Linked DNA regions of Mus musculus: all the other regions are linked to region 2. Evidence: chromatin loops called from intact Hi-C (ENCODE). Cell type or tissue: heart. All regions are shown on one strand. Each heading gives the region's core, and the rest is flanking DNA. Links, peaks and the distances in the headings are about the cores only.

What was found. Hi-C counts contacts between places; a loop is a spot of excess contacts. Peaks named below come from ENCODE experiments on the same cell type or tissue, not always from the same donor. Only the 100,000 strongest peaks of a DNase experiment are listed, where the experiment ranks them.
Region 1: it touches region 2 in a loop (4-fold over the local background); 19 of 42 quality-filtered maps call a loop at or near these places.
Region 3: a loop joins it to region 2, with 4 times the contacts of the local background. A loop is called at or near these places in 8 of 42 quality-filtered maps.

The regions. Positions count from the first base shown.
Region 1 is chr17:23,768,624-23,778,882 of GRCm38, forward strand. Flywch1 (FLYWCH-type zinc finger 1) reads right to left here and starts at 2,979. Exons shown (of 8, transcript NM_001357994.1): 1 at 2,792-2,979. Flywch2 (FLYWCH family member 2) reads right to left here. Exons shown (of 3, transcript NM_029798.4): 3 at 8,293-8,476. The coding sequence ends at 8,379. In heart, for the core only: a CTCF peak has its summit at 5,625; DNase peaks (open chromatin) are centred at 3,058 and 5,658; H3K4me3 peaks cover 1,957 bases; H3K27ac peaks cover 1,265 bases.
Region 2 is chr17:23,847,236-23,857,494 of GRCm38, forward strand. It overlaps Prss32 (protease, serine 32), which reads left to right and starts at 6,537. Exons shown (of 5, transcript NM_027220.2): 1 at 6,537-6,691; 2 at 7,144-7,306; 3 at 8,736-9,016; 4 at 10,004-10,167. The coding sequence starts at 6,562. In heart, for the core only: CTCF peaks have their summits at 3,009 (motif pointing left), 4,297 (motif pointing right), 6,251 (motif pointing left) and 8,101 (motif pointing right); no DNase peak of the experiment used is centred there; H3K27ac peaks cover 199 bases.
Region 3 is chr17:23,744,444-23,754,702 of GRCm38, forward strand. Flywch1 (FLYWCH-type zinc finger 1) reads right to left here. Exons shown (of 8, transcript NM_001357994.1): 8 at 8,352-9,420. The coding sequence ends at 9,398. 9530082P21Rik (RIKEN cDNA 9530082P21 gene) reads left to right here and starts at 4,793. Exons shown (of 3, transcript NR_015472.2): 1 at 4,793-5,267; 2 at 5,358-5,656; 3 at 7,235-9,622. Kremen2 (kringle containing transmembrane protein 2) reads right to left here and starts at 1,386. Exons shown (of 10, transcript NM_028416.2): 1 at 1,296-1,386; 2 at 492-660; 3 at 100-274. The coding sequence starts at 582. In heart, for the core only: CTCF peaks have their summits at 2,139 and 4,649 (motif pointing right); DNase peaks (open chromatin) are centred at 2,068, 4,778 and 5,528; H3K4me3 peaks cover 1,221 bases; H3K27me3 peaks cover 2,681 bases.

The DNA.
Region 1 (10,259 bases), core at 1,265-9,264, 78 kb before region 2:
GTCTAACTAAAATCCTGAAAGTCAGATGCCTCTCTTGTCAGCTAGGAGCAGAGGCAACAGTTACCTTTACATGGGAGATAAATTACATTGCCATGCTCCTTGCTGGACAGGAGACTTGGGCCAAGCTCCAAACCTTTTCTAGCTAATCTCACTTGCAAAGTAGGAAGAGTGGTGCATGGGAGACGACTCAGTGGGTAAGAGTGAGTGCTGTACAGGTGTGAAGACTGAGGCTCAACTCCCCAGCACCTATGGGAAGGGTCACATGCCTGCCTGTAAGCCTAGACTTGGGTTGCCGAGTCAGGCACATCTCAGGAACTTGCTGCCACCCAACCTCGCTGAAACTGTGAGCTTCAGGCTCAGTGTGAGGGTCTGTCTCAAAAAATAAGATGGTAGATCTATTCCTGGCTTCTTCCTCTGATCCCCACCCCTCCAGTAGTGAATGAGATACTGTGAGTGAGATTCATCCATGTGCATAAAGCATTCACAAGTCCAGTTCCTCACCCAAGCTCAGCGGGGTCCTGAGCAAAGGAAAAAGGAGGCCCTGTTGTCTATTAAAAAAAAAAAGTCCTGAAGACAACAAGTATGGTAGCATATCCCTTTAATCCAGCAATGTGGAAGAGAGGCAGGAGGATCTCTGGTAGAGGCTAGCCTGGTTTATACAAGGAATTTCAGGCCTGTCAGGGCAATACAGTGAGACCCTACCACAACCAACCAACCAACCAATAAATAATAACCAAAAGAACCAAAAACCAAAAAAAAAACCCACCCCAAACAACAAAACCCTCCTGAGCTGGGCATAGTGGTTCACACCTATAATCTCTGTTACAGAGAGGCTGAGGCAGGAGGTCACTTGAGTCCAGGATCTCAAGACCATTTTAAATAGCATGACAAAATCTTGGCCTCAAACCATTTTTTTTTAATTAAAAATTTTTTTAAAGTAAGAAATGTTCTACATGATTTCAGTGGCTTCTCTCCCACCAGCCTCTTCCACGAGTCCTGAGACAGACAGAGCAGAGCACTCTACCTGGTTAATAAACCCTGTGGTTACAACACAGACTAGACACAGTACTCCTCAGCTTCCTTCCATCACACCCTGGGAGTCTGTGTGCAAGCATCACTCTGGGGACAGGAGAAGGTGGGAACAATCTCCAGACTTCTTTTTTTGTTGTTGGGGTTTGTTTGTTTGTTTGTTTGTTTTTTGGTTTTTCTGAGACAGGGTTTCTCTGTATAGCCCTGGCTGTCCTGGAACTCACTTTGCAGACCAGGCTGGCCTGGAACTCAGAAATCCGCCTGTCTCTGCCTCCCAAGTGCTGGGATTAAAGGCGTGAGCCACCACCGCCCGGCATCTCCAGACTTCTAATGTGGAGTTTCACAAGCTCTGCACTGGTGCCATTCTAGACCTGATCTCATTTCCCTGGGATGGGCAGGGTACGATGTTTATTGGCACCTTTGGGCTTTATGTACTAAATAAAACCCACTACCACCTCTTTTCTCAAGTCACCGGGGAACCAATACTCCTGGTGGAGAGGAGGGATGGGACAGTGAACTGAGGATACTGTTCCAAAGCGATTCAGCAATGCAGACGCTGCAGCAGGACATGGTGATACATACCTTTAATTCCAGCACTCAGGAGGCAGGGGGTGGAGGAGCTCTGTGAATTTGAGGCCCACCTGAAGCCCACAGATGAGGGCTACATAGAAAAACCCTGTCTTGAAACAAACAAACAAAAAGGAATAAGGCAGAGAGTGATAAACAGCCTTGTGTATGCATGCACAGAGACACACAAACACACACTCAGAATGATAAGGAAAACCCACATGAGATGTGGGAAGCCAACTGATAGATTTCCGCAATCCTCCTAGATGAGAATCTTGGCTAGACGGATTCCTTTACCTAACAATTCAGCTTCACATCCCTCCCCCAGCAAAGCCATCTTCATCTGCATAAGTGAGCATGTATTATCAGCTCTCCTCTACTTCATATGCTGTTTTGTTCCCACAAGTCAGACTAGTGGCACTTGGGAGAACAATGAGATAAACATACCAGAAATCTAAACCAAGCCCCAGCAATGGTAAGGACCCTGGAAAGCAAAGAAGTTAAAAACAAAACATCATAACAAAAAGATCTTTCTTGGGGATGGTTATCTGATTGTAGAGTAAGGAGTAAAGGGGGGTTTAAAACTGTCAGATAAGCTAGGTCTTGAATCAATGGGTTAGCAAGTCAGTCATTTGGAATGGAATGGAACGGAACAGAAAGGAATGAATTAGAACACAGCCTAAATAGATCTGCGTCATGTGAGATTGGTAAGCGACTCTCTTTAAACTTGCGATTCACGAAATCTATCTTCAGGCACAGAATATACACATAAAACATCTTTCTCAGTCTAGAATGCGTCACAAAGTTTGAAAGCCACAATGGGCAACCTATAGTCTGAACGAGGAGGGGTAACAACCGGCAAAAAGTGCAAGGTCATTGGGACCTGCGGCCGCCAAGGATGGGCCGCGACGGAGGACAGAGCTGGATGGACATGCAATGGGTGGACACGGTTCAAGGAAGATGGGCGAATGTGTGGTCCCGGATTTAGAGGTGTTAAGATCGGTACAGGAGTCGAGTGGGTTGATGGAGAGATCAGGTAGAAAGGAGGCGCATCGTGGATGTCCGACAAAGAAGCACCCCATGCCCGAGCTACAGAGCTGGGGCCCCTCCCCAGCACCGGGCGCGACCCCAGGATAGCCGGACCAGGCATCGCTCCGCTGGTCCGACCCTCCCGCCCGCAGGGGCCCGTCCTCACCGACGGCAGCGGGCCCTGCCTCTCCGGCGGCTGAGCCACCCGATCCTTCGTGTGAGTGTCCGCCAACGCAGGCGCCGGCCTAGCAGCCGGGGCTGCTCTAGGAACCACGACCCCGCCGCCCGCTCCCGCCGCCAACTGCCCCCTGGGGAGCGAGCCCGTGCCCGCGCGCGCGCCCCCGCGAGACGCCTGCTTGGGAAGCCTAGAAACTACTAGCGAGCATGCGCAGCAGAGGCGCGGAGCCATTCCTGAGGCGGATACCACTTCTCCGGGTCTTCTCTGCGCAGTGTCAACTTGACACCCTAGCCAATCAGCATCAGGGGCGGGTCTACTAACAAGGAAGAAGGCGGGACAACCCATGGTCCCGCTACTGCATCCGGGAGGGCGGGGCGACAGGTGAATTTGTAGCAAGGATGCAGGCTGGGAGTCATCACTAAAAGGATGACAGCGCTATTGATAGAGAGAACAGGACTTTTATAGGATTTGACTGCATTCTTACGAAGTTGTAGCTTTGGCTTAAGTGCGTCTTTAGGCCTGTGACCTTCAGAACTTTCTTTTTTACATTTTAAGTATTTTATTTCTTTATTTTTTATTTTTATTTTTATTTTAAGACAGGGTTTCTCTCCGTAGCCCTGGCTGTCTTGGAATGCTCTCTATAGACCAGGCTGGCCTCAAACTCAGAGATCAGCCTGCCTCTGCCACCCTAGCACGGTGAGTACTGGGATCAAAGGCATGCGCCACTGCCACCCAGTTTTCTTCCTTCCTTCCTTTCTTTTTTATTTTTTAAAAAACATAACTCTGACATATTTTAAGTGTATTTTTAAAATGTATTTGGATGTTCTGTCTGCATGTGTATCTGTACACCATGTGCATTTCTGGTGCCTGTGGAGGCCAAAAGAGGGCATAGGATCTCCTGGAGTTGCCCAGAGTTATGAACCACCATGTGGGTGCTGGATATCAAGGCTGGGTCCTTTGGAAGCAGCCCAATGGTCTTCATAACTGAGCCAGTTCCAAAGAACATTCTTTTTTTTTTTTAAGATTTATTTATTTATTATATGTAAGTACACTGTAGCTGTCTTCAGACACTCCAGAAGAGGGCATCAGATTTCGTTACGGATAGTTGTGAGCCACCATGTGGTTGCTGGGATTTGAACTCTGGACCTTCGGAAGAGCAGTCGGCACTCTTAACCACTGAGCCATCTCGCCAGCCCTCCAAAGAACATTCTTATGCAGCACGTTGAAACCCTTAGATACCCCCCTCTCCCAATCCAGGACTATCTGAGATTTGAAATAGTGACAATAACAGATCGCATATTTAAATAAGAATCCAGGAGCTGAATGTGTGTGGCACAAATGAAACAGAAGCAAGAGAATCAGGAATTCAAGTCTTTCATCAGCTACATAGTGAATGTAAGGCAAGCCTGAGCTACATGAGACCCTGGGTTTTAAAAACAACAATATAGGTGAATAAGTAAGTAGAAGAGAAAGATAAGGGTTTTGGTTTTGGTTTTGGTTTCAGAAATCTAAAAGTTAAAAAACTTTTAACTTTTAGAGAGAAAATGGGAAGCCCTGTGTGGCGGGGCAAGCCTGTAAACTCAGAATTGCGGAGACAGAGGCAGGAGAATGAGGCCATCCTGGGCTACACAGCGAGTCCTGGAAGCTGATTCTTCATAGACTGTCTCCAAAAACAAACCGTTTTGAAAAGAAACACTGTTAGGTAGTGGCTCTCAACCTTCCTAAAGCCGTGACCCCTTAATACAGTTCCTCATACCGTGGTGACCCCCAACCATACGATTATTTTTGTTGCTACTTCCTAACTGTAATATTGCTAGTTATGAACCATAATGTAAATATTTTTGGAGATAGAGGTTTGTCAGGGAGGTTGTGACCCACAGGTTGAGAACCACTGCCTTAGCGATTCTCAGCACTTAAACAGCTCTTTACAGAGGACAAAATTCAGTTAGGAAATCTGACACCCTCTTTGGCCTCCTCTAAAATCAGGCATGTACATATTATAGACACATGCATGCAGGCAGATGCTCATACGCGTGAGATATCCTGTCTCAAATAGCTAACAAATAAGTAAATAAATAGACAGGCAGACAGATCTTTGAAAACAAACAAAATTGAGTGTGGTGGCCACATCTGCAATCCCATCCCTTGAGGATTTTGAGACAACCTCAAACACAGAATAATGCCAGTTTGGCCTGGTATGATGGTCCACATTTGGACTCCTAGCTACTTGGGAGGTAAGGGAAGAGTAATCAGGAGTTTGAGGACACAAGGAGCCCTGTTTTGAAAGCCGAAGTTTAAGAACAGGGATGGTGATGGCTCACCTGTAATCCCACTAATTGGGAGGCAGAAGCAGGAGGATTTCTCCCCCAGGGAGGACGCTTGCTCTGCCTTGAACCTCTTTCTTGCTTTTAACATAGCTGAAACCGTCCTGGGATTAGCAGGCTTCCACGGTTGCCTTGCTGTCCCTTCACCTCAGAGTTAATGCAGCACCCCGCACCCACAGGTCTACTGTTATCCACACATCTATTCTGTACATGAGCGGAACTATAAGCCCTCTGCAATATGATAATCTCAAATCTGGGCTCTCAGCTCTCCTTCCCATGCACTGTTTGCTCCTTATGGTCTTTACACTGAGAAATTCAGTAGCCCAAATAGACAGAGATTCCTTCCCTGGTAGTGTTAGTTTATGTAGTGTGGGAATGGGGCAGGAAGTGGGGGCAATAAATCTAATACACTATACGTGCAAGAAGCCACGTACCTTTAAGGAGCGAGCCCTTGCTCTGCCACTGCAGAACTGAGAGTGGTAATCCAGGACCGCACTCCAGGAGGCGCTCACAACCCGTGCTCTTTAGAGATGCTGGACCGGCGCGAGAGCGCGCCCCCATCTATGTAGTCACCAAAACAAGTGTGAGACAGAGTCCCTGAGTGAAGATTTAGGAGAACTGGATAGAGCGGGCCACTCTAGCCCATAGGCTAGATACATAGGCTGGAGTTTGCACACAAAGGTTAGGGTAGCCTTGTTCCTGTTGGGCTCCTCTTCTCCCTGGCTTCTCTCTAGTCATTCTCTCAACTCTGCCCTCAGGCTTGTGTGTGTGTGTGTGTGTGTGTGTGTGTGTGTGTGTGTGTGTCCCTGTGGGCGTGTCCCGTGTGTGGAGGCCAGAAGTCAAAATTGGGTGCTTTCCTCAATTGCGTTCCCTCTTATTTTTTGCACCTCGGTCTCTTACTGTCTGAAGCTTGTTGATTTGGCTAGACCGACTGCCAACATGCTGCAGAGATCTTCCTACCTATAGAGCCCTGGGGTTATAGGACCGAACCACAGCATCATGTTTTGTTTTGTTTCCTTTTTTGTTTTTTTAAGTTTTATTTTTATTCCGGGCGTGGTGGCGCACGCCTTTAATCCCAGCACTCGGGAGGCAGAGGCAGGCGGATTTCTGAGTTCGAGGCCAGCCTGGTCTACAAAGTGAGTTCCAGGACAGCCAGGGCTATACAGAGAAACCCTGTCTCAAAAAACCAAAAAAAAAAAAAAAAAGATTTATTTTTGTTTTTATATGAGTACACTGTAGCTGTCTTCAGACACACACCATTAGAGTGCATCAGACTCCATTACAGATGGTTGTGAGTCACCATGTGGTTGCAGGGAATTGAACTTAGGACCTCTAGAAGAGCAGTCTCTCCAGCCCTAAAATTTCTATTTTTTTTAAATTGGTAATTTTTTTTAATTTACATTTCAACTGTTATCCCCTTTCCCTGCCCCCAAACCCCTATCCCACACCCTCTCCCCCTGATTCTATGAGGGTGTTCCCCCACCCACTCACTCACCCACTTCCACCTCCCTGCCCTCGATTTCCTCTACACTGGGGCATCGAGCCTTCAGAACCAACGGCCTCTCCTCCCATTGATGCCCGACAAGGCCGTCCTCTGCTACATATGTAGCTGGGGCCATAGGTCCCTCCATGTGTGCTCCTTGGTGGTTTAGTCCTTGGGAGCTGGGGGGGGGGTGTCTGGTTGTTGTTCTTCCTATGGAGTTACAAACCCCTTCAGCTCCTTCAGTCCTTTATCTACCTCCTCCAATGGGGACTGCTAGAAATCAGTCCTCACAATTGAGCAGCAGAAACATTTGCCGACTGAGCAAGCTCCCTAACCTCAGGTCCTGTCCCATCACCTCAGTCTCCTAAATGCTGGGATAAAGGAATAACTACCACACCCTGCCCAGATCCACTGACCATCTGACAAAACCAGACAACCAAAAGCACACGGCAAAAGAGAAACCAAAGTGGACTCTATTTAAAAAGCAGAATTAGGACAAAAGAGCTAGCTTCCAGGATTGGAGCAGAACAGCAATATTACAAACAATAAGCCCTCATGGGGGTGGAGTAACCAGCCACTCCTGGTTAAGAGCACTGCTGCTCTTCCAAAGGACCCAGGTTCAATTCCCAGCAACCACATGTGGCTCATAATCTCCTGTGACTGTGCTTTCCGGGAACCTGAACACCCTCTCACCTCCAAAGGTGCTGCACGCACATACTATACAGACAGACAGACAGGCAAGATTAATAGAGGATATTTAAAATAAAAAACAACCCCACAGCCCTTGTAAAAGCAATACAGCAGAATGGCAGGAGAGAAGAGTTTCTGAGGCAGGCAGTTCTGAAGACATGTTTGGATCACAGGGCCTCTATAGCCTTCATTGAAAAAGATGATGTCTCTCATACCCAGAGTGGTTTTCAAAGAGTAAGGACTGTAAGTGAAAGAGCTGGAGGCCAAAGCCTTGGCCTTTGAATCTCTGAGAGTTCCCAACTTGGGGATTGGAAGGCATCTCTGCTTCCCTTTCTCTCCAGGCCGTGTGTGTGTGTGTGTGTGTGTGTGTGTGTGAGATCTCTTGGGTTACCTTGCACTCTTGTGAGGAGTCTGTGTAGATCCTTGACAAGTCAGGTGCAGCTCGTCCTTCCTCGGTCGGGAGGAGGCGGGGGCGCTGTGCCTGGGAGCCGCCAACACGAGGGCCTTCTAGAGGGCAGCCTTAAGTCAGGAAGGGCAGTAGCGCATGGTAACCGTGGTGCATTAGGATGGAGGGAATCTGAGGCCCCTTGTACAGGGAAGAGTCAGACAGGAGATTGGGTTGTCCTGGGTCCAGAGGAGGAGTTCTTGGTGCCCCATTTCAGGCTTCCAGCAGCACAAAGACTAGGGAACCACTTGGAGTTATGCCAAGAGTCCATTTTCTAGGCCAAGGGAGCCCAACCATGAGGCTAGGAGTTGGAGGCCTCAAGAGAGACTGCACCAGGTCTAATGGCTCAGGCCAGGCAAGTTTGGGATAGGACGGGAAGTCAGAAAGTTCTGTTTTACACCTACCTCAGCCAAGCAGTGGTGGTCCTTGAACTTGGAAGGCAGAGGCAGGCAGATCTGAGTTCGAGGCCTACATGGTCTACAGAGGGATTTCTCAATCCTATCTGGAAAAAAACAAAAACAAAAACAACAACAACAAAAACTACCCATGGTGGGAAATAGCACACAGCTTCTTTTATTTTCTCTCTTTGTTTCTTACTTATAAAAGTAGCTTATGCAACAGCAGTTGCCAAGGTTATGGGGAAGTGCTGGGGGCCTCAGGGAGCACAGTGGTCTCCTCTGAACTTGAAGAAGACACCCCTGACCCTCCATTGTCTTCTGGACCATCTGAATCTGGAAGAAAGAAAGATATGTCAGCTTGGTAACAGAACAAAGGAAGGCTGGCAAAGGCTAGCCCTGGGCTCCCACTCTTCTTCTGTAAGCTGAGGGCCACTCTCACCCTAGCTTCTTAGGGGTCAGTAAAGGGCCAGAAGTGTTTGTTAACTGACTTAGAAAACTGCCACAATGAGGACACTATTCCCAAAAAGTCACAAGTTCAGGGTCACAAACCTTTTTTGTCATTTCTAGGAAACAGCTGAGCAGGAAATGACTGAATAGCCACTACCATGGCCAGGGTTGGGGCAGAGACGGGGAGGCCTGCTTGCTCATAGCAACAGGACAGCAGGCTGTCCACTGATCAAGAACACCTGCCCTGCACAGCCCTGAAGGGGTGCCATCCCTCCTTTGCGTGTCATCTGGACAAGTGAGTTTTGTTCCAGTTCTCATAGAAGCCACCGCACTGCGGAGCCTGAAGTTACACAAGAAGCAAGACAAGGTCTTCCATGGTTGGAAGGGCCCCACATGATGTCTCTTGTGAGAAGATGGGTTTCCCAGCCAGAGTCCATCTCCTGTGCAGGTGGTCTCAGGTTGGTGACACTAAGATCAGCCTCCTATGGGGCTTCAAGCCCCCTTCCTCTACCCCTGTGCTGCTGAGAACCAGGTGGGCGGACAGGAACGCACCCAGAGAGGATTGACTAGTGGAAGCACTCACAAAGAGTTAGCTTACCAAGGTCTTTCTGGACTCCTCCATACTGCTTATGTTGTGGGTAGGAGGCTGAGGGTCCTTATGGTCCCCAAAGAACTCCAGGCTTGTAGCAATGGGCACTCCATCTTGGCTTGCCTGAGAGTTTAGCCCCTAATGTGGGGATGGGCAGTGTGACCATGTAACTCTATGACCTCAGGCCGTCCCATTAAGTTTCTCCCACTGCTGCAGGATTCCTTGAAGCCCATCTGACTGATGGTAGGTAGCACAGGGCTTCCCCTCCTTCCCCGTGCTGGTTGGGTGCATGGCTGATCCCCAGGGGCCTCCTGCGTAAAGGCAGAACATGGAAGCCCAGGACTACAGCTTTTCTCATCCCCAGATTCTCAGGGTCTGACAGGTGCTGCTTCTGTTGGGAAGAGATCAGTTCATTTACCTGACACTGAGTAACCCTAAAGGTGTATTCAAGTTACAGTATCTGCTGCCCCAAGCCTAGGGGCAAAGGGAAACTGCTAAAGATTGACCCCCAGCCACCCTTAAAGGTAAAAGTAATATGAATGGACAAGAGAGATAATGACAGAAATGTTCACATGGACAACAACCACACAGAGAACACTCACAGGAATGGATACAACATGTGCCCGCGCGCACACACACGCACACAAGGACACACAGGTTAGGGAACCTCCAGCTTCACCCAGGGAGGTGTCTTGTGCCCTCCCTGGGCCTCCAGGTGCTGTGGGCCTAGGACTCTCCTTCTAGCTCTAGTGACTTTGGGGACTATGTGTGCTGGCACTTCTGTGTATAAGTATGTCCTGTGGCCATCACCTCAGCCCCACCCACAAATGTCCCGACTGAGTACTCCAAGCTTGGCCACTTGCTGTTTTTCCCCCACTCCCTTGAACTCTCAGAGGATGCCTGCCAGCCTCTGGTGCTTGTCCCCAGCCAATCCATCTGCTGCTTGCCACCTCACTCCTCCCAGGGAGACCTGAGGAGACCACAGGGACGGGCATGGGGCTGCCTGAGCTGGGTGTAGAGAAAGGGACAGTTTGTTTTCACCACCCAGTCACAACAGAGGAAGTGCCACAGTCACGGTGG
Region 2 (10,259 bases), core at 777-8,776:
GGGCCAGCAGAGTAACAACCTGCAAGCGACAGGAAGGAGCTCAGCTCAGCAGGACTTGGACTTGTAGCCAGCTTTGGTGCAAACTTTTAGAGTCTAACACTGGGTAGTTTATTGCAGGCATATTTAAGTACAGTACAGTTTGGATAGAAGTTTCCTGATATAGTGCAATTCTGTGTGCACAATGAGGTATAATTACCTTGAAACTCTTCTCGAAGTACGGTATTTCTTCCATGAAGATGGGCTCTAGAGATAGGCTACATGTGTTACCTTAAGGGCTTGGGGAGTATCTGGTGTGGTCTGGATCATACAGAGGGCACACAGGTCACCTAGGCTATTAACTATCTCCAGTCCTGCTTGTGAGAGCCTGGGGGACCCATGTAGAGCCCTACATGATACCACCGGGGTCATCTAGGCTATGGGCCACTGAAGTGGAAATTTCTGATTTCTTTGGAGACTCAGTTGTGTCATGTGATGCTTTTCTGGAAGTTGTCTTGTGAGAGGGTGTTTTGCTGCAGCAGACACTTGAAAGGATGTGTGATGTTTGGAAAGAGTCTAAGTAGAACCCCACAGACTGTGAGTGACACTCTTGCACTGGTATGCCTTGCAACACTTGCTGGTCTTCAGATCTTCGCTTGTCATGACTGTGCAGAGATAAACGCACCACAGAATTTCTGGTGGCGTGCTGGCTGCTTCTTGCCGTGGTGCCGATTTGGCAGAGCCTCTCGAGTTCTGCTGGGTTGAGCGGCTACTATTGATTTGTATTTGGGGTTCACTATTGTCTTGTATTGTATTGTATTGTATTTGGGGTTCACTATTGGACTGGACTGCTGACAAGGATTGGAATTGCCCCAAAGAACTATTTCTGAACAGGTCCAGAACTCCCATTTCCTATTAACATGCCTTTGCTCCTACCTCTGGTGAGAGGTTGATGTGTTTAAGAACCCTTATTAAAGTAGGTTTTGGGAAAAATCTAAGCCTACAGGTCACCTCCATTGAAATGAGGCTATTTATCTCTGTAGTGGTTTAATTAAATATGACCCTCTATATACTCGTGTGTTTGAATTTTTGGCCCATAGGGAATGGCACTATTAGTGGGTGTGGCCTTGTTGGAGCAGGTGTGGTCTTGTTGGAGGAAGTGTGTCACTGTGGGGGTGGGCTTTGAGGTCTCTTATGCTGAAGCTATGCCCAGTGTGGCACAGTCTCCCATTGCTGAGGATCAAGATGCAGAACTCTCAGATCCTTCTCCAGTACCATGTCTGCCTGTATGGAACCATGACTCCCACTATGATGATAATAGATTAAACTTCTGAAACTGTACACTAGCCCCAAGTAAATATCCTTTATAAGAGTTGCTGTGGTCATGGCGTCTCTTCACAGCAATGAAACCTTAACTAAGACATTTTCTTCTGTTGAAGAGACAATTCTATGTGTTTAACATTCCTGATTTTTCTAGTACTTATTGGTGAGCACAAGGACGTCTATGTTCCCAACACACAGCAACATAAAGAAACTAGGACAGCAACCCAAAGATCTAGGGATAGATTAGCTGTAGAAGATGTGCCTAGCATAACCCTCAGTACTGCAAAAAGAAAAGAAAAAGAATGAAGAAAATTGAGCTAAAACATGAACAGCACTCTTTGGGGGTGGGTCTCCTAAATTTCTCTTTAAAAAGGGATTTTTTTTTTTTAATTTTGGTTTTTCTGTAGTCCAGGCTTTATTGAAACTCTTTCTGTTGACCAGGCTGGCCTCCAACTCATAGTGCTGGGATTAAACATCATCCCTGCTTGGCTTCCCTTAGAAAGACTGTACACATCAGACAATAGTGATGAGACCCTAAGGATGTGACTAGAAATGTGAGCTGTAACTTCTAGCTAAAGCACTTCAGCAGAAGAGATGAATGGTAAAGCAGACCTAGCTAATGAAGAAAGGCTTAAGAGGAGCAGAGGTGAGGACTGTGGGGCTGAGATATTGGAGCAAAAGGAGAGTATGGAACATTAGCTCTGCATTTGCAGCATTTTCAAGTCTGGAGTCAGGGCTGGAGTCTCTTCCTATTGTTATAGTAATATGTAATAAATGCTTTCCACAATAAAACCTGGGCAGATGATGGCTCAGGCAATACAGTGATGGCTAATCTTGGTTGTCAACTTGATGAAATTTAGAGTCAATAAGTCCAAACAGTTGGGCACACTTGTGGGGGATTTGAGGTGGGACGGAATAACCTGGAAATCTGGACCATACCTTCTGGTGGCAGCCTACTTAAGAAAGCTCTTGCTTTTGCCTGCTTGTCCTCTGTGGCAAGTTCATCTATCCCGATGCTGTTGTGTTCCTTTGCTGATATTAATACCTGCTTCTTCAGGACGCTAACAGACTAAAGACCAGTTGAGACATCCATCTTCATGGACCGAATAACTGCTGGATTCTTGGTCTTCCTTTTGAGAGACTATAATTATTGGACTAGTCAGGCCACAGCTTGTAAGCCACTTTAATAATCTTCTTTTAACACACATGAGTGCACTCTCACCACACATACACACACCAGTTCTGCTTCTTCAGAGAACCCTGATTAATACAGCTCTCCAGAACCCATGTAAGAAGCTGGTACAATGGCCTATGTCTGTAATCCCAGGGCTAGAGGCATAGACATGAGCATCCCTGGGTCTTACTGATCCGGTAGTTTAGCTAAGTCAGTGAGCTCTTTTCTCAGAAAAGAAGGTGGAGAGCAATTGAGGGAGACACCCAGTGCCAACCTCTAGTCTCCACACATATGTGTACTCACATGTGTTCTCATCCATACATATAAATGCACAACACACTCAAATATATACACATGCGTTCACACACACATTTTTTTCCATGACAGTGTTAGTTGGGTGACAGAGATGGCTCAGTGGCTAAGAGAACTTGCTATTCTTGTGGAGGACCAGAGTTTGGTTCTCAATATCCACATTATAACTTAAAACCATCTGTACCTCTAGTTCCAGAGGATCTGGCACCCTCTTCTGGCAGCCAGAGGTATCAGGCACACAAACAGTGCTCATACATACCTGCAAGCAAAACACTCATGCACAAAAAAACCAATAAATTTAAAAAAAATTGTTAAACTAAAATAAAGGGTTTGAAAAATCCGAACAGCAAGCCAGGCTCTAGGACCCCCCATCCTGTTACAAAGCAGAGTGTGTTGAAGGCCTGTACAGGCCAGCTGTCTGTGTCAGGGAGGTATCCTAGGTTGTGAGGTCTAACGAGGGAGAAGCATGTGTTGGTTATTCCCAGAGCAACGCTTGTTGAAATAAGGAACAAGGTGGACATGCCTGGGAAGGAGGGGTCTACAGCTCCCTGCCATCCTGTTAAACCCTCCAGAGGCCCAGGGATATTTACCAGTACTGCACCCAGCAGGGAACCAGGTACCTGAAACACAGAAACGCTTGTGGATAGGTGTGAGACCTAAGGACCAGAGATTAACAGGATAGGCATTGGCTCTGGTCTTGGAGGAATTCTCCAACACAACTGCTTTTTCCTAATCCCCACTTTCCCTGCTGCCTCGTCCCTTCCCCCCTCCTCGTTCCCTTTCTTCCCTCCCCTTTCCTAGGGAGTATTGTATGACTTTTCCTGGGAAAGAAAATAACAGATCGGCCTATTCATCCAGACGGGACACCAATAACAGACACAGAGGTTCAGCCCACGTGTAGCCCAGTGAACGAGTGGGTTGATATGGGGGCTACTGATTAGAACATGGGTCACTCAAGGCAGCTGCATCACCGGAAGTACACACTAGATGAGAATGATTCAAAGTACAGGCAGCTCTGCCAGCAATGCACTCTGTCCTCTCAGAGTTCACTAACTGCTTTTATAACCCAAGGGAGGGCCTTTAGGAATCTTATCTGCAGTTCTTTGAGCACTTCCCTCGTGTGTGTGTGTGTGTGTGTGTGTGTGTGTGCGCATGCGCGCGTTGTCTACTTTATTTATTTATCACCCTTGCTTCCTTCTTTCCTTCCTTCCTTTCTTTTTTTTTTTTTTTTAAAGATTTATTTATTTATTATATGTAAGTACACTGTAGCTGTCTTCAGACACTCCAGAAGAGGGAGTCAGATCTCGTTACAGATGGTTGTGAGCCACCATGTGGTTGCTGGGATTTGAACTCCGGACCTTCGGAAGAGCAGTCGGGTGCTCTTACCCACTGAGCCATCTCACCAGCCCCTTTCCTTCCTTTCTTAAAGATTTATTTATTTCTGTTTTATATGTTTGAGAGTTTTTCCTGCATGGATCTAAGTGCATCACACGCATGCAGTACCCACAGAGGCCAGAAGAGGGCATCAGATCCCCAGAACTAAGGTTACAGATGATTGTGAGCAGCCATGTTTTCGGAATCCAAGCCTGTTCCTTAACAATAGCACTAAGTGCTCTTAAGCAGAGCGTCTCTCCGGCTCTCTACCCCCGTTTGTTTATTTTGAGACAGACTCTTTGGAGCCTGGGGCTTGCTGATGAGACTTGACTGGCCAGCAACCTCCAGTAATCTGTCTTTGCTTCCCTAGCAGACTACAAGAGCATGCCATCAGGCCTAGCTAGCCAGTACAGAAAGCATTTAACTGGGGGCTAGCTTATAGTTTCAGAGGATTAGCCCATGATCATCATGATGGAAGATAGGCAGGCATGGTTCTAGACAGTAGCTGAGAGCTTTATATCCTGATGCACAGGCAGCAGGCTGAGAGACATTGGCCTGGTGTGGACTATTGAAACCTCAACGTCTGCAGAGACTAAAGGAAAGGCCATCCAGAGACTGTCCTATCTGGGGATTCATCCCATACACAGTTACCAAACATAGACACTATTGTGGATGCCAAGAAGTACATGTTGAAAAGAGCCTGATATGATTGTCAGATATACCCTGCCAGAGCCTTACAAATACAGAAGTGGATGCTCACAGCCAACCATTGAACTGAGCGCAGGGTCCCCAATAGAGGAGTTAGAGAAAGGACTGAAGGAGTTGAAGGGATTTGCAACCCCACAGGAAGAACAACAATATCAACCAACCAGTCCCCCAGAACTCCCAGGGACTAGGACATCAACAAAGGAGTACACATGGCTCCAGCTGCATATGTTGCAGAGGATGGCTTTGTCATGAGTCAATGGGAGGGGAGGTCCTTGGTCCTATGAAAGCTTGATAGATGCCCCAGTGTAGGGGAATCAAGGGCTTGGAGGTGGGAGTGGGTGGGTGGGTGGAGGAACACTCTCATAGAAGCAGGGGAAGGGAGAATGGGATAGGGAGTTTTGGGTAGGGGGAACCGGGAAAGGGGATAACATTTGAAATATAAATAAAGAAAATATCCTGCTGGGCGTGGTGGCGCACACCTTTAATCTCAGCACTCGAGGCCAGCCTGGTCTACAAAGCGAGTTCCAGGACAGCCAGGGCTACACAGAGAAACCCTGTCTCGAAAAATCTAAATAAATAAATAAATAAATAAATGAATAAATAAATAAATAAATAAATAAATAAATAGAAAAAATAAAGAAAATATACAATTAAAAAAAAAAGCAACTTCAGCACCCACCCCATGGGATGTGGCACACCTCTTCTAACAAGGCCACACCTCCTAGTTCTTCTCAAATAGTTCTACCAACTGGAGACCAAGCATTCAAATATATGAGCCTAAGGGAGGTGAGGGGGGCATTCTCATTCAAACCACCATAAACTCAAACTCAGTATTGTAGCCTAGCTCTGAACTTTCGACTCAATTGTCTCTACCTCCTGAGCCCTGGAACTGCAGGTGTGTGCTACACCAGCTCATCTGGTTTATGCAGGTACTGGGGATCAAGCGCGGAGCTTTGTGCATGCAGGCAGGTACTCTAGCAACTGACCTATAGCCTAAGCCCTTGTTTTCTTTATTTTAAATTATAAATATATTGGTGAACACATTGCACACAGGATGGAGATGGATGTGGAGACTTTAATATTGGATAAGATGGGGTCTGGGACTGAAGCATAAAGCGACACTGCAGCTGGCGAAGTAATTACTGTGTACAGTTTCCATTTCAGTGGGGGCATCTGGGTGTTTGAAGGCCAGTGAGCCTTTCTGGGAACAATCCTTTTTGAAAGGAGTTGCCTAGAGACTGAGTGAAGGGCAGCCAACAGAAGAGAAGTTTCTAGAGAAGACAAATACCACAGGAGTCTGAAAGGATGTCCACATGCCTCATCCTCCAGCCCAATGCTGGCATGCCCTTCTGCCTAGAGCTAGGCCCATGGCTGCCCTCTGGTGGACAGCGATGGACACGAAGGCTCCCGAGGGTGCCAGGCATACTATACAATGATTCTGCATCAATGAAAGTTGAGGGCCGTGGATGCTGCGGTTCCTGGATCAGGAAGGGGAGGACCAGAGGACCCCAGAGCATGAAGCATGTAGGGAAGTCAGGGTCTCTGTGCCCAGGGACAGTGGACATGTGAGGCCTCTCCCAAGGCTGCAGGGCAGGTGTGGAGGCTGAGCCCCACCCCAGGGCAAGTCCTGAAACCACACCAGAGCTGCAGTCCCTCTTCCTCTTCCTGGAGTATTTGGCCCCAGCAGGTGTACCATGGAGCTGGCTCTGCCTGCCATCCTATTTACCTTCTTTCCTGGAGTTCTTCTGGGGAGTGAGGTCCTCCCAACCGACTCTGACAGCCCGTCTACCACGACAGGCAGGAGGAGCATTGACTTGGACTCAGGTGAGGTGGTGTATGGGGAACGGGAGCTTCGGGAAGATACGTAGAATGCAGGTTTTGTTGTTTGGGTGGCTTTTTTGTTTGTTTTGTTTTTAGTTTTATTCTGTTTCTTTTAGTTTTGATTCCTGGTCTCATTGTAGCTCAGGCTGGCCTCCATTTTACTGCATAGTTGAAGCTGACCTTGAACTCCTGATCCTCCTGATTCAGTCTTCAGGTGCTGGGATTACAGGAAGGAGGCAGCAGAATTATAGGTTTGGAGGCAGACCCAGAGAGCTGTTTGATCCTGGCTCCTTCTGGCCTTATACTAGGCAGGTGCTATTAGGCACCAGGTACCTGAGACATCCTCTGGCCCACACTGGTCAAGCTCCCAGGGGCTGTGACAAACGAGCCAGGTTTGAGGGTATAGAGAAGGGCAGAATAGCCATGTATCACCCAATCCTACTGATTCCTTGCAGTGTGTGGACGTCCCAGGACATCAGGCCGCATCGTGTCAGGACAAGATGCCCAGCTGGGCCGGTGGCCTTGGCAGGTCAGCGTGCGGGAGAATGGGGCGCACGTGTGTGGGGGATCTCTGATTGCTGAGGACTGGGTGTTGACTGCTGCCCATTGCTTCAACCAGTGAGTGTCTCCCTATGGGTCACGTGGGCTGGGGCCTGTTGGATTTCCCTACATTCCTTTCAGATGACTTCATTTCTCCATTTGAACCATAGCTCCTGCCTACTATGGCAGGAGATGAGGCAGGGTCATGCCATTTTATATCTCAGTTACCTGTCTTGTTATTCCTCAAAATCAACTCTTGTATAGAAGGGATGGCTCAGAGGGTAAGAGGGTTTGCTGCACAAGCAAGGTGACTTGAGTTTGAATCCCCTGCCCAAGTTAGTGCAAACAGCCAAGTGTGGCTTATGCCTGGGGTGTATGTGGGAGCACGAGGCTCTCTGGGGACTGCTGACTTCCAGTACAGTTCTAGGTTATGTGGAAAACCCCGTCTCAAGGCTAAGAGTAATAGAGCAGGGTATCTGATGTTACCCTATGCTTTCTGTACACGCCTAGGAACCTGTGTACCCACTGACATACTGACATGCAGACACACACGGTGGGGGGGGGACAGTTACTAAATCAGCCCTTGAGAACCCAAGGTCTTTGTGTATGTATGTGAGCATATGTGAAGTATGTGGCCATGAGTGTTTGAATGTGGGCACAGACATGCCACAGTGCATGTGTGACAGTCAGAGGACACCCTCAGGGGTCACTCCTTATCTTTCACTTTTCTTTTTTGTTATTGTTACTGTTGGTTTTTATTATTTATTTATTTATTTATTTATTTATTTATTTATTTATTTATTTATTTATTTATTTATTTTAAATGTATATGTACAGAGTGTTCTCTTTAATATGTGTAAGTGTTCTGCCTGTAGGCCAGAAGAGGGCACCAGCTTCATTACAGATGGTTGTGAGCCACCTGTGGCTGTTGGGAATTGAACTCAGGTCCTCTAGAAGAGCAGTCACTGCTCTCAACTGATGAGCCATCTCTCCAGCCCTCACCTTGCTTTTTGAGACCAGGCTTCTCTTTTTGTCCACAGCTGTATTTACCGGGCTAGTTGGTCAGGAGCTTTTATTAACTCTCCTGTCTTCACTTCCCGCTTCTCCATAGGGACAGACTGGGGTTGTAGATTTGCACACCACTGGGCCTGGCTTATTCACTGGGTTGTGGAGATCCAAACTGAAGTTTTTATGCTTGTACTGTAAGCGTTCTTACACGTTGACCCATCGGTCTAGGTTCCAAGAATCCAAGGTCTCAAATAGACTGCTCAATAGCCAGGGGCCTTTGGATGGGTGACTTGACTTTCCTAGCTCTGTTCTGCACCTGAAAAATGGAGGAAGTGATGGCAGATTTATGGGTTACAATGATCATTAATGGTGGTCATTAAAGGCGGTGCTTGGCATTGCTTTGGTGTGCTTAGCTCTCAGAAAAGCCCAGTAGCAGTATTAGAGTCTCTGCATAAAGACTGTCTTTCATTTTCATCCACCAACCTCCCCCTTCTCCCAGGGGCCAGTCCCTGTCTATCTACACAGTACTGCTGGGTACCATCTCCTCCTACCCTGAGGACAATGAGCCGAAGGAGCTGAGAGCTGTGGCCCAGTTTATCAAGCACCCAAGCTATTCAGCGGACGAGCACAGCAGTGGAGACATTGCCCTGGTGCAGCTGGCTTCACCCATCTCCTTCAATGACTACATGCTTCCAGTCTGCCTCCCGAAACCTGGCGACCCCCTGGATCCTGGCACCATGTGCTGGGTCACTGGCTGGGGACACATTGGCACAAATCAACGTAAGGATGTTTGGAGCTGGTGGCAGGGTAGCCAGTCTTGACACCTTTCCTAGGGCCAGTCCCCACCCTCAGACAGGACCCATATGGAGTCTTTGCAAAGAATGCCCATTACAGAGGGTGCATTAAAACACTGCCACAACAGCTCATCACCAGCTGGCTACTGCCAGCTCCCAGATGTCCTCCTAGCATCTAATAACCAGAAGGATAGTGTTACATCCAGCAATGGGTAAGAGATGCCAACTGGGCCTGCATCACAACCTTCCTGTCATCTTTGCTGCCAAGGCCCTTGTGGACAGTGCTTACCAGGAGTTCATTTTTGACTGAGCAGCCTTCACTATCTAATGGGGTCCCTGCTCTTCCTCTGGTCAGTGAGTTCTCTAGAGTGCTGACCCAGTGGGGTTAAGGCTGGAGGTGCACAGCATGATGCTTTTAAAGGCATTTCCATTTCCAACTGTCATCTGCATGGCCCTCATCTCTGTTGTCATTTCTGCGATCTCATCTTGATTTAGTGTCCTGAGGCGGAGGGTAAATCAGATAGGTGGTCACTCTCACTCAGTTCAGGAGACCAGAAGCTTGAAATTAAGGTATTATCTGGGCCTCAAACCTTTTGGGGTTCTAGGGAGGGCCCCTCTTTGCCTCTCAACATCTGCCAGTGCTATGCGATCCTGGCCTCTTAGCCACAATACTCTAGTCTTAGCCTTGGGGTCCACAAAGACCTCCACTGCCATGTGTCTCCCCAGATCTCCTCTCTGTGTCTGTTAAAGGTTCTCATCTTGATCTCCCAGGTTGGGATGTGAAGCTGTCTATGTGCTCAGATGCCACCCCACCCAGATACACATTTGCAAAGCTTTTCAGGGCCTCATGTGGGGAAACAGGCCCTGAGCAAAGAAGCAGAAGAAATGACCCCCGTCACAGGGTTCAGTTAGACGTGTGGAGCTAGGAGGCGACGGAGTGTCCTCTTCTAACTCTGCTCTCTCCCAACCCCAGCGCTCCCACCACCCTTTACCCTGCAGGAGTTGCAGGTGCCTCTCATTGATGCTGAGACCTGCAATACCTACTACCAGGAGAACTCCATTCCCGGCACGGAGCCAGTCATCCTTGAAGGCATGCTGTGTGCTGGTTTCCAGGAAGGCAAGAAGGATGCTTGTAATGTGAGTCAGACACATCCAGACAGTGCCACCTCACCAGCAACCCAGAGGGCAGGCAGGGTGCTCCTCTCCCCTCCACACCAAGAAACTTTCAG
Region 3 (10,259 bases), core at 1,469-9,468, 100 kb before region 2:
AGCAGACGCCTCTCTGTCCCTCCTCCTGCCACCACTGGTCCAGCCTTGCTGAAGCGCACCCTCCCACCCACCCACCCACCCCAGAACCCCCCTCCTCACCTACAGAAGTTATGCGCACCCAACCCCCAGCGGCCCTGAGGGTCGCTGGCGCTGCTGTAGCTGTGCTGCTGTGTCTGGTCCCAGAAAAGACAAGGGCGTCCAGCTCCGCGTGGGCCGGTGTAGTTCTGGTGGCCTCGGTAGTCAGCGCCGTTCACCTGGAAGCATTCGGACAAGCCTGCCCGGCAACCGCGGGATCTGGAGAAGTCTGGACACCCACTGGGCCTCCTCAAGCCTGGTCCCAGCCAGTACTCCCCAGTTCCCATCCCCGAGGGGGCCTTCGGGTTGCTCAACTGCTCCACCCACCTGCTGTCCCGCCTCTCCAGCTTTGGGACCCCTTCCCTGGGGCCCAGGAGAGAGCAGTGACTTTGGCCTGGCCACCTTGCCTTACTCACCTGGACTGTGCAGGCTCCCTGCTGAGGCCCCGTGCAGCCGCAGCAGCAATGGGAAGAGGAGGAGGAAGCCCTGCAGATGTGGTGTCCCCATCTTCCCTAATCAAAGAGATGGTGCCTTGGACGGAACACGGCCTGGGACACCCACGGGGTCTAGGATCTCCCAGGTGACCTGAGGAGCAGGGGGCGTTGTCCTTTGATCGTCAGTCCTGATCTTACTTTTGTTGGCGCTGCCGGTCTGAGACCAGGAAATACCTTCCCGGGATCTCTACCCGGCTGTCGCTCTTCAGGGGTCTCTAGGGAAGGTATCTGGCCGGAGGTGACTTCAGGCTCGGCTTTCTAGCTCTGGGTCCTGCCTGGGTCCCCACACTCACCCCATCGAACTGTGCCTTGCACCTTGAGACTCCCTCACCCAGGTTTCTAAAGCACTGCCTCCTGCCCCCCTTGTGTCCCTACAAGTCCCTCCCCTCTTGTCCCACACCCCCTAGGGAAGGCTGGAAGCCCCGCCTGCGACTGCAGCGCAGGCAGCAGGTCCAGACGCCTCCCACGCCTGATCCCCGGGACCCCCACCGTCCCAACACATGCCTCCCACCCTTTCTTCTTTCTTTTCCATGGTCGGTGTGGGTTCTATTGGGAGAGTATGGAGGGACACATACCAGGTTAACAGACCTCTAGAGGACCCTAACGGGAGAGTTACAGGGCTCCCTCCCACGACTGCACCCAGTCAAAAGGACACAGGCACCCAGATTTAAGTGCGCGCGCGCTCCCATTCAATCCATTCATTCATTGTAAGACGCTCACACGCACATTTTCCCGGAATCCTCACGCTTCTGTCTCCCCAGGTCCCGCCGCGGCTGGCTTGAATAAGAAAACGCCACTCCCTGACCCTGATCGCGGGAGACAGACAGGAATCGTGGACGCTTAGTCCACGACAGGCAGGGGCAGCTGGTGTCTGGGGAGGAAGGCAGCTGCGCCCCCGGTTCCAGCCCGCCCCCTCTCCCGTTTCCATTTCTTCCACTCCCTAGGACCCCAGCCCAGGCTCTCCGGAGCCTTGCCTTGGCGGAATTCCCCAAGCGGTGCCCCCCACCTGGAGGGGAGGGGGAGGGGAGCAGGCCCAGGCAAGCGTGGGGGGAAATTCCCCGCCCCCTCCCCCTGAGCCCGACTCCTCCGAGTCCTCTGATCTCCCAGTGCTGCCCCGGGGCTTGGGGGGAGGCCAGCGCAGGTGCGTGGGAGGGCGGGGGCGGGGACCCGGGGAGGGAGATGGGGGGGTGGGGGACTCTAGGCAGCCCTACCCTGTCCAGACCCCTTGCCCATCAGACCAGCCTGCCCACCCTTTACTAACTAACCTCTGTATACCTTGGACCCAGGTTGACTTGACCCAGCTCTGACCGTCCTGAGAGCGTTTGCCACCTAACACACGTCCTGAAGCAGATGGAGAAACAAGATTCACAGGGAGCATTCTGAGAGGCCCAAGTGTACGTGGCAGAGATCAAAGATTAGCTGTGGGAGCCCTACAGTTGTGTAGCTGGCGCCCCATGCGAAGGTTCTTGGGGCTACCACAAGTTGCGAGGGGGTGGAGGGAGTGCGATAGAGGTGGGGTATTCCAAGGAGACGGACTTGCTTTAGGTTGTAGGCTAGTGAGTGGCGCCTCCTCTGGCAGCTCGCTCAGCAGCCAAGATGAGGATCCAGCCGGGAGTCCCCCTCTTGTACTGACTCTACCAGAGCCCTCCAGATATCTAACAAGGACACTCCAAGAAGACCTGTCTGTCCTTCCCTTTCCACCGGAGGGCAAAAATGAATGTTGAAGCTCTGTAGTTTTCCCCTCACGTTTTATGTGAGGGTCAGTCCAGTGGAGGAAGAAGCGAAGAACACAAGTGAATGTCCATGATCTCATGCATGGCAGAGTTGGCCAACGAACAGTGGGCCTTAAAACAACTCTCCAGAGTTTAGGATGGATCTGCCCAGTCCTGTCTCCTGCAAAGGGACAAGGGAGAGAGATGGTATTCAGTTACCAGGCTGGGGACACTGAGTGGAAAGAGGAAGTGTGTTCCTGCCACAAGTTCCAGTCTGGGGTGGCTGAGGAACCTTTGAAAAGTAAGACAGGCCACATGCCCCGCACCACTAACACACACACTTCCCCAGCATTCCACACTCAGCCCTGTGCAGGCAGCAGCTTGTCAGCATTCCCATGGCCCTAGGGGAACATTTGCACCTCCCCATTCTGCAGGTCCATGAACTGGGGCTCAGAGGCCTTTGGCAACTATGGGCTCACTAGCTAGTCAGTGTTGGAGCCTGGTTTCAAGTAGAGTCTGCTCTAGGTGCTGGGCACTGACACCGTTGTTCCTATCACATCTTTGGGGTTCTCTAACTCCACAGAACCATGTGGCTAGGGAGGGACACCAGGTAGCTCTCTCTCTCTCTCTCTCTCTCTCTCTCTTTCTTTCTCTTGTTCTTTCTTTCTTTCTTTCTTTCTTTTTGTTTTTATTTATTTTTTTATTTTTTTCCAGTCAGGGTTTCTCTGTGTATCCCTGACTGTCCTGGAACTCACTTTGTAGACCAGGCTGGCTTTGAACTCAGAAATCCACCTGCCTCTGCCTCCCGAGTGCTGGGATTAAAGGCGTGTGCCACCACACCCAACAGCTCTCTCTTTAGAAAAAAAAATTATATATTTTTAGACAGGGTCTTACTTGTAGCCCTGCTGGACTAGAGCTTGCCATAATAGACCATGTTGGACTGGAACTCACAGTATTCCCCTGCCTCTGCCCCCTGCATGACAGAATTAAAAGTGTTGGCCACCATGCCCACCTTCTAGTTCTCTTTGTCCAGGACCATAAGTCCCATTACTTTCCCCACACCTCCACTGAGAGCTGCGATCCCACTGCAGGCTCCCTGGGAGAGCTTTTTCACAGCTGGAGAAACCAAAGTACTGAAAGTTAGTATAGGGTCACAGTGCCTAAGACCCTGACCCTGGTGAACAAAGAAGCTTCCTGATCTGTCACTACCTGCACATACTTGTTATGTGGCGACAGCAGAGAGACAAGAACAGAAAACTTGGACATGAGGGTGGGTGGCCTTTGCTTGTATTTCCTTGGAAGCACATGATATCAGGTTTGTCCAGCTCAAGGTGTGTGTGTGTGTGTGTGTGTGTAGAGAGAGACATTGGGTGGCATTACCCCAGGACATTTCCCAGGGTGCATTTGAGCCCATCAGAGTGAGGGTAGATGCCAATGCAGACTCAGCAAAAGGAACCCCACAATTCTCAGTTGGATATCCGGGTCTCTCAGCGGTGGCACGTGGTGTTCTGCATGCATGCCTGCTTTCACACTTCCCCTCCCCCACCTCAGAGTCTGCTTGTCTTTCTCACTTCCCGATAATTACACCTTCCTCTCTGAATCACACCTTCCTTGGTCATAGGTCATAAGTAAGACGTTGTGTAGGTGCCATTTGATGCTTTGGGTCTCAAAAGCCTACTGCTATACCATGTCCGTTTCCTCTGTCTGCACCACCACCTGGCCAACTGTGAGAGAGAGGGCTGCCTCAGTGTACTTCAGTGAGAAGTGAGAGGGCTGCCTCGGCTGCCTCAGTGTACGACGCTCACCTTTTTTTTTTTTAAAAAGATTTATTTATTTTATGTATATGGGTACACTGTAGCCGAACAGATGACTGTGAGCCATCATATGGTTGTTGGGAATTGAATTTTTAGGACCTCTGTCTGCTCCAGTCAACTCTGATCACTCAGTTCCTGCTCGCTCCAGCCCAAAGACTTTTATTATTATACATAAGTACACTCACTGTAGCTGTCGTCAGATCCCTTTGTCGGGTGGTTGTGAGCCACCATGTGGTTGCTGGGATTTGAAATCAGGAACTTCAGAAGGGCAGTCAGTGCTCTTACCCGCTGAGCCATATCACCAGTCCCACACTCACCTTCATTGTAACATAAGCTGCTGCTGGCTTGTCATAAGTGCTCACAGCCTGTCGGGGCTAGGGAACACTCAGCCATGGATACCCATGACTTTGTTCATCTAAATTTCTTGAGCTTCCTCTGCCTCAGTTTCCCTACTGGGATGCCACAGTTGGGGAAATATGTGTCCAGCAGTTTTGCAAGTCTTGCCTCTGGGAGGCACAGAGGGTAGCTACCTTTGCTATTTACATCTGCCTCCAGCCTCTAGGGGGTGCTAGAGAACTGTTTCCAGAGAACTCTCGGTGATTTATTGGAATTTGCCATTCTGGACTAGGTTGGTAATTCTGAGAGGTGGAGTCAGTTTGTCTGCTCCAGCCATAAAATTCTTCTGGAGGGGCCTCTCAGGAAGGGCGGCTACTGACCTGGGGCTATGGGTTATGCTGGTTCTTCGTTGCCCCTCCCTCACAGGAGGCCTGGGAAGGAAAGGTTTCACTTTCGAAGGATGAGATGGCTAAACAGAAAGGCCCTGTCCAGTCATTTGCAATCAGACTTCGCCTGGTGGTTGCTACACTGACTGACTTGAGGGGGTGTCAGGGGTGTGGGGACCTCTGGGAAGAAGATCCTGGAGACCCAACAGTAGTTGGTGAGGAACCACCATGACTTGGTTTCAGAGTCCGCTGGTTTGGAGCAGAAAGGTAGGAACTGTATCCTGCCCATTCTCTCGTCCTGCTTCCCCAGACCTCTGACTCTGTCTTCTCTTTCCGCAGGAAAATTACGGCACCAGCTGGGAGCTGCAAATGCCTGTGGGGGTCCCAGTTGCTGCTGGTGTCCTGGCCCTCCTGGCCCTCCTGGCGTTGGCTTACCATTGTCTCAAAGAGGTACCTTCCTTCTCCTGACTCCATGCCTCTGCCCACAGCCATCTCCTTAGAACCTTCTCCTCTCTTTCTCATGACTCTCTCTGTGCCCAGGCCTGGAGGTCCAGATGCCAGCAGCCCTTGCCATGAGGGCTGGAGGTGTCCTCAAACTGGAGAGAGCTACAGCTTGTCTTCATCCACAGCCCGGGTCAGGGCCAGCTGGCGACCCTCTCTTCAGAGCCTCATGGCCCTCTACAGCCTTCCCTACTGTCCCTCTGAAGACCCTACTGGTACCAGGACAGCCCCTCGGCTTTGGGTCTGAAGAGACCTCCGTGTTTCAGAGGAGGTCGTGGTATTGGCCAAGCACCCTGCACCTGTTAATGTGGATGAAGGATTGAATCCATGGGAGGAGGGTAATGTGGGGTGAGGGCTGGATCCTCATCCCTCGGGTGTCAGGCATGAGGGAGGGGACACACTAGCAGAACTGTCTGTTGTCTCTGGGTTGTGGCATCAAGGCTTTCTCTCCCCAGAGTCACCTCAAGAAGTCAAGGCCCTGGTTACTCCATCTTAGCAGTAGCCTGTTCCTCTGGGGGTGCGGTAGGGGTGACACTGTGACCCAAAGGGGAGCCATGGACTAGAAGCAAAAGCACAAGGCCCTCGCGAGTGGCCAATGAATGTCTCAGCAGGCAGAGGAAGCTATGTCTGACCTCCACTCCCCAAATCTCTGTCATTGCCCAGGCAGAGCTTTGGGGTCTCATGTCCCAGCTGGCTCCTTCCTGGGACCATGGCAAGGGCCACTGCAATCTCACCCTTTGTAGTCCCTGAGTTCTCTTGGCTGAGCCCAGGCACCAGAGAAGGCAGGGCCTACTGAAGCACATCAGGGGTCCCTGGCTGGTGAGCAGTAAGCCTGTGGAACTTTCTGGGTCAGGACACTGCTGCAGGCCCCCTGTGTCCACTGTGACCTGGACTCCTGAGATCACCCAGGATCACCTCATTATTTTTTTGCTGAGCTTCCCTGGGTCAGGGAGGGTGAATTAGTAATGGCAGGTTAGTTAGGCCATGGCAAGTCGAATCTGAAAGTGATTCCTGCCCCTGCTGATGCACAGGCTCACCAGCCAGTTCTCTGGAGTGTAGACGTAACCCTGCATGCACCAACACTCTTCTCTGACTATGTCACACTGTGTGGAGATGGTGGAGGGATTGATGCAGATTAATTATAGTCTCTAATTAATTAAACTGTCTCTGAGTTAAGTAAGAGATGGGGACAGGAACACTGGTGCATGCCTGTGGTCTAAGCTAAATGTGGCAGGTTGAGGCAGCAGAATGACTTGGGTCTAGGACTCAAGGTCAGCCTGGATAACAAAGCACTGCCTGGCCTTAACTCTCAGTGGGGTCTGCTATGTAGCTCAGGCAGGCGTGCAAATTGTTAGGTAGCCCCATCGGGCCTCATCTGAGATCCTCATACCTTGATTCCCTGAGTACTGGGACTATAGGCACATAGAATTTGAGACCTTGATTCTCAAAAACAAAAAAAACAAAAACAAAAACAAAAACAAAAAACAAACAAAAAAGATGCTGGTGATGAACCTAGAGGGCCTGATTTGGCCAGTGAACTGTCTGGAGTCTAGATTTCTGCCCATAGCTGCACAGGAGAGGATGAGCTACCAGCCTTAGTTAGGGGCTGCCACTTTGATTGAAGCTGTGTGTGCCTCCAGGCAAAGGACACTGTTCAGACCTCCCAGAGACCTGGTTCACCAAAGGCATGAGCTAATAACAGGGAGTGTTTGGCAGCTGATCTTGGTAAATTGTTCAAAGCAGTAGTGTGTGTTGGACAGGACAGGCTGGTGGGCTTGGGGGCAGTGTGGAGTGAGACCAGCGTGGACAGGGCACAAGTGTCTAGGGCTGCAGGAAAGCGTGCCAAGCCTCTAATACCCTCCTGTTTGGCAGGGGCCTCTGCCATGGTCAGGAAGGTCACACTGAGTCTATTACAGTCCTGCAGAATAAGAACAAGATTGGTCTCCCTGGAGTACTGGATATCTTCCCGAGCAAGAGGCTGTAGGCTGAGGCAAGTGGAGGAAGGCCTAAAGACCAAGTGGGCCCTGGAGACATCCTTAAGTACATCTCTGGTGTCTGGTCCTTAAGTGAGGTAATCACACCTGACACACACAGCCAGGGAGAGGACCCCATGGCAGGAACTGTGGAGTCTGCACTGGCGGGCTGAGGAGGGGCCTGAGGAGAAGTGGGTGTGGAAGCCTCCCGTTGCAAGGTGAGTAGTTGGTCTCCAGGTGAGATGGAAGTAGAGGGATGGAAATGTATATTAAATCCCACAGTTGCTGGGCAGTGGTGGCACATCCTTAACGCCAGCTCTCAGGAGGCAGAGGTAGGTGGATTTCAGTTTTAGGCCAGGTTGGTCTACAGAGTAAGTTTCAGGACAGCTACCTAGAAGGAGGACTACACAGAGAAACCATGTTTCATAAACCCAAATCAAACCCCACCATCGAGTTTTTACTTGAAATCCTTTCTCTCTACCTGGTGCTGAGATTACAGACATGTGCCCCAGAGGTGCTGGGAATCTGACTCAGGTCCTTATAGCTATGTAGTAAGCACTTTACTAAGTGGGCCGTTTCCCCAGCCTTCAGACTGTCTTTTTTTGACTGGAGACAAATCTCAGGTGGAGGCCCAGGATGGCTGGTAATCAGAGCCAGTTAATGACGAAGATGAAAAGTGGGGAGTTGCCTGCCCAGGAGGTGCCCAGCGTCTCAAGAGGCAAACCTGGCCTTTGCTTGGGATACCACTTTCATCTGTGGCTCTCACTTGGGGTACCGCTTCCATTTGTGGCTCACTTGGGGCACTGCTTCCATTTGTGGCTCACTATAACTCATTCTCATGAGCTCAGAAGAACTCAAGCTGAGAGGTAGTACATGGCCCACTCTTCAAGCCTTCCCCAGGGCTGGGGATAGCTCCTCAGCAGGTCCCCTCCAAGTCTTGATCTAGGCCAAGCAAACACCATTGCCCATGAGTTACCAACCAAATCCACAATGTCCCCAGCACTTGGCAGGCGGTATGTGGTTTGTGGCAGCGCAGACTATTACTGACACACAGCAGCTCTGTACCATGAGACTACACAGGGTTTATTGAGGGAATCAGATGAGCAGAAGACAGCGGCAGGCACCAGGCCATTACTATCCCACAGGGGTGGCTGTTCCACGGCTTGTTTGCTAAGGGAGAGGAGCATGCAGCTCTATGACATGATGAGGACAGCTCTGGCCAGGGTGCAGCACGCAGGAAATTCTGCCGTTCCTGGGGACATTAGAGTGCCACTGCTGGCATGGCTCCTGAGTCCTGCTAAACTCTTCTACAGGAGGTGGCTTTGATGCCATCTAACTGACCTGGTGCATCATGCGACACCAGGTGAGCAACCCTCAGTGGTGCCGCTGCCACTAGAGCATGCCTACATGGTGTCACCTCCTCCTGACATCTGGGCTGGCTCCCAAGAACTGTGGACACAGGTTTAAGTTGGGAAAGAACGCAGGGTGCCAAGTCTGCCAGGGAGGTAGAGCGAAGCCTTTAGCCTGTTCCGCTCTGCCACAGTCAGAGCTGGGTGAGCCTTAGCAAGCAGCAAGAGACTAAAGAGCAGGCAGGCCTCACACCTGCCCCTAAAAGATGCCACAAAGCAAAACAAACCCTGCTGTGACTTGCACTGTCTTCAGAGGGTGGCAAGAAGTTCCTGCACATATCCTGGCTTGGGGTGACTGCATTTTGCTGAACTTCATGGAGCGCACACGGGATCACGCCCACTGGAAAGCTCTGAGCAAGGCAGTGTGCTCTGAAAGCAGATGGTGCTGAGGCCTGGAGAGCAGAGCAGGGCAGAGGTATATCATCCAGACACAGTTCTCCACAGCTGTCTAAGGTCAGGATGGTAAGAGCAGCATGGGACAGGCCTGCAGGCCACCCATCCAGCTTGGTTACCACCCAAAGTCCAAGCACTCCTCCTGGGAGACCTCTGAGGAAATGTGACAGTCCTGGGTGCTTTGGAAGAGTTGTCATCAAGTGCATCTGAAGGATGGGAAACGCCTGCAAGGATGGGAAGCATTTGGGGTGCCAGCTGCTCCTCTGTTGCTCCAGAGAAGACTCACTTCAGCAGGACTGGCTGCTCAGTTTTTGCTCTTTGATTTTCCTGATGACAGAGAAATGTGCATCATTACAAAGGTTTATTTAAGCCAGGCATGGTGGTGCACACCTTTAATCCCAGCACTTGGGAGGCAGAGGCTGGTGGATCTTTGTTTATGGTTAGCCTGGTCTACAGAGTGAGTTCTAGGACAGCCAGGGCTATACAGAGAAACCCTGTCTCAAAAAATAAACAAACAAAACGCTAAAGGTATATTTACGGTCTCTGTGTGAGTTATTTTGGGTTTTTTTCGTTTGTATTTGTTTGCTGACTGTATCTCACTATACAGCTGAGGCAGGCTTGGAACTGACCATACAACTGGCCCAGGGAGTTGGTCTTGGCCTCTGTGGTGCTAGGTCTGCAGGCACGGCTAGTTCTTTTTTTTTTTTGGTTTTTTCAAGACAGGGTTTCTCTGTGTAGCTGGCTGTCCTGGAACTCACTTTGTAGACCAGGCTGGCCTCGAACTCAGAAATCCTCCTGCCTCTGCCTTCCGAGTGCTGGGATTAAAGGAGTGCGCCACCAGGCCTGGCTGGCACGGCTAGTCCTTTTCCTCAGCAAAGACAAAGCCTGTTCATTGCCTGGAGGCTGTCCTGAGATCCAGCAGACCTGTAGGTGGGGGTCTTTGTTATCTAATATATGGTCACAAATCACCCCTAAACAGCTTTTGGGATCAAAAATGTTAAGAGTGGCTGGGCTGGGTACTTCTGACTCACTGTGATGCTGAGGAACAACATCACAAGGACCACAGTCATTTAAGGGAGGAACCACTCCCACGACAGTTCCTGCTCTAATCTCTTCTTCAATCAGTTTTTGTAACCTGTGTCACTCTTGGGGTAGTTTTGTGGTTC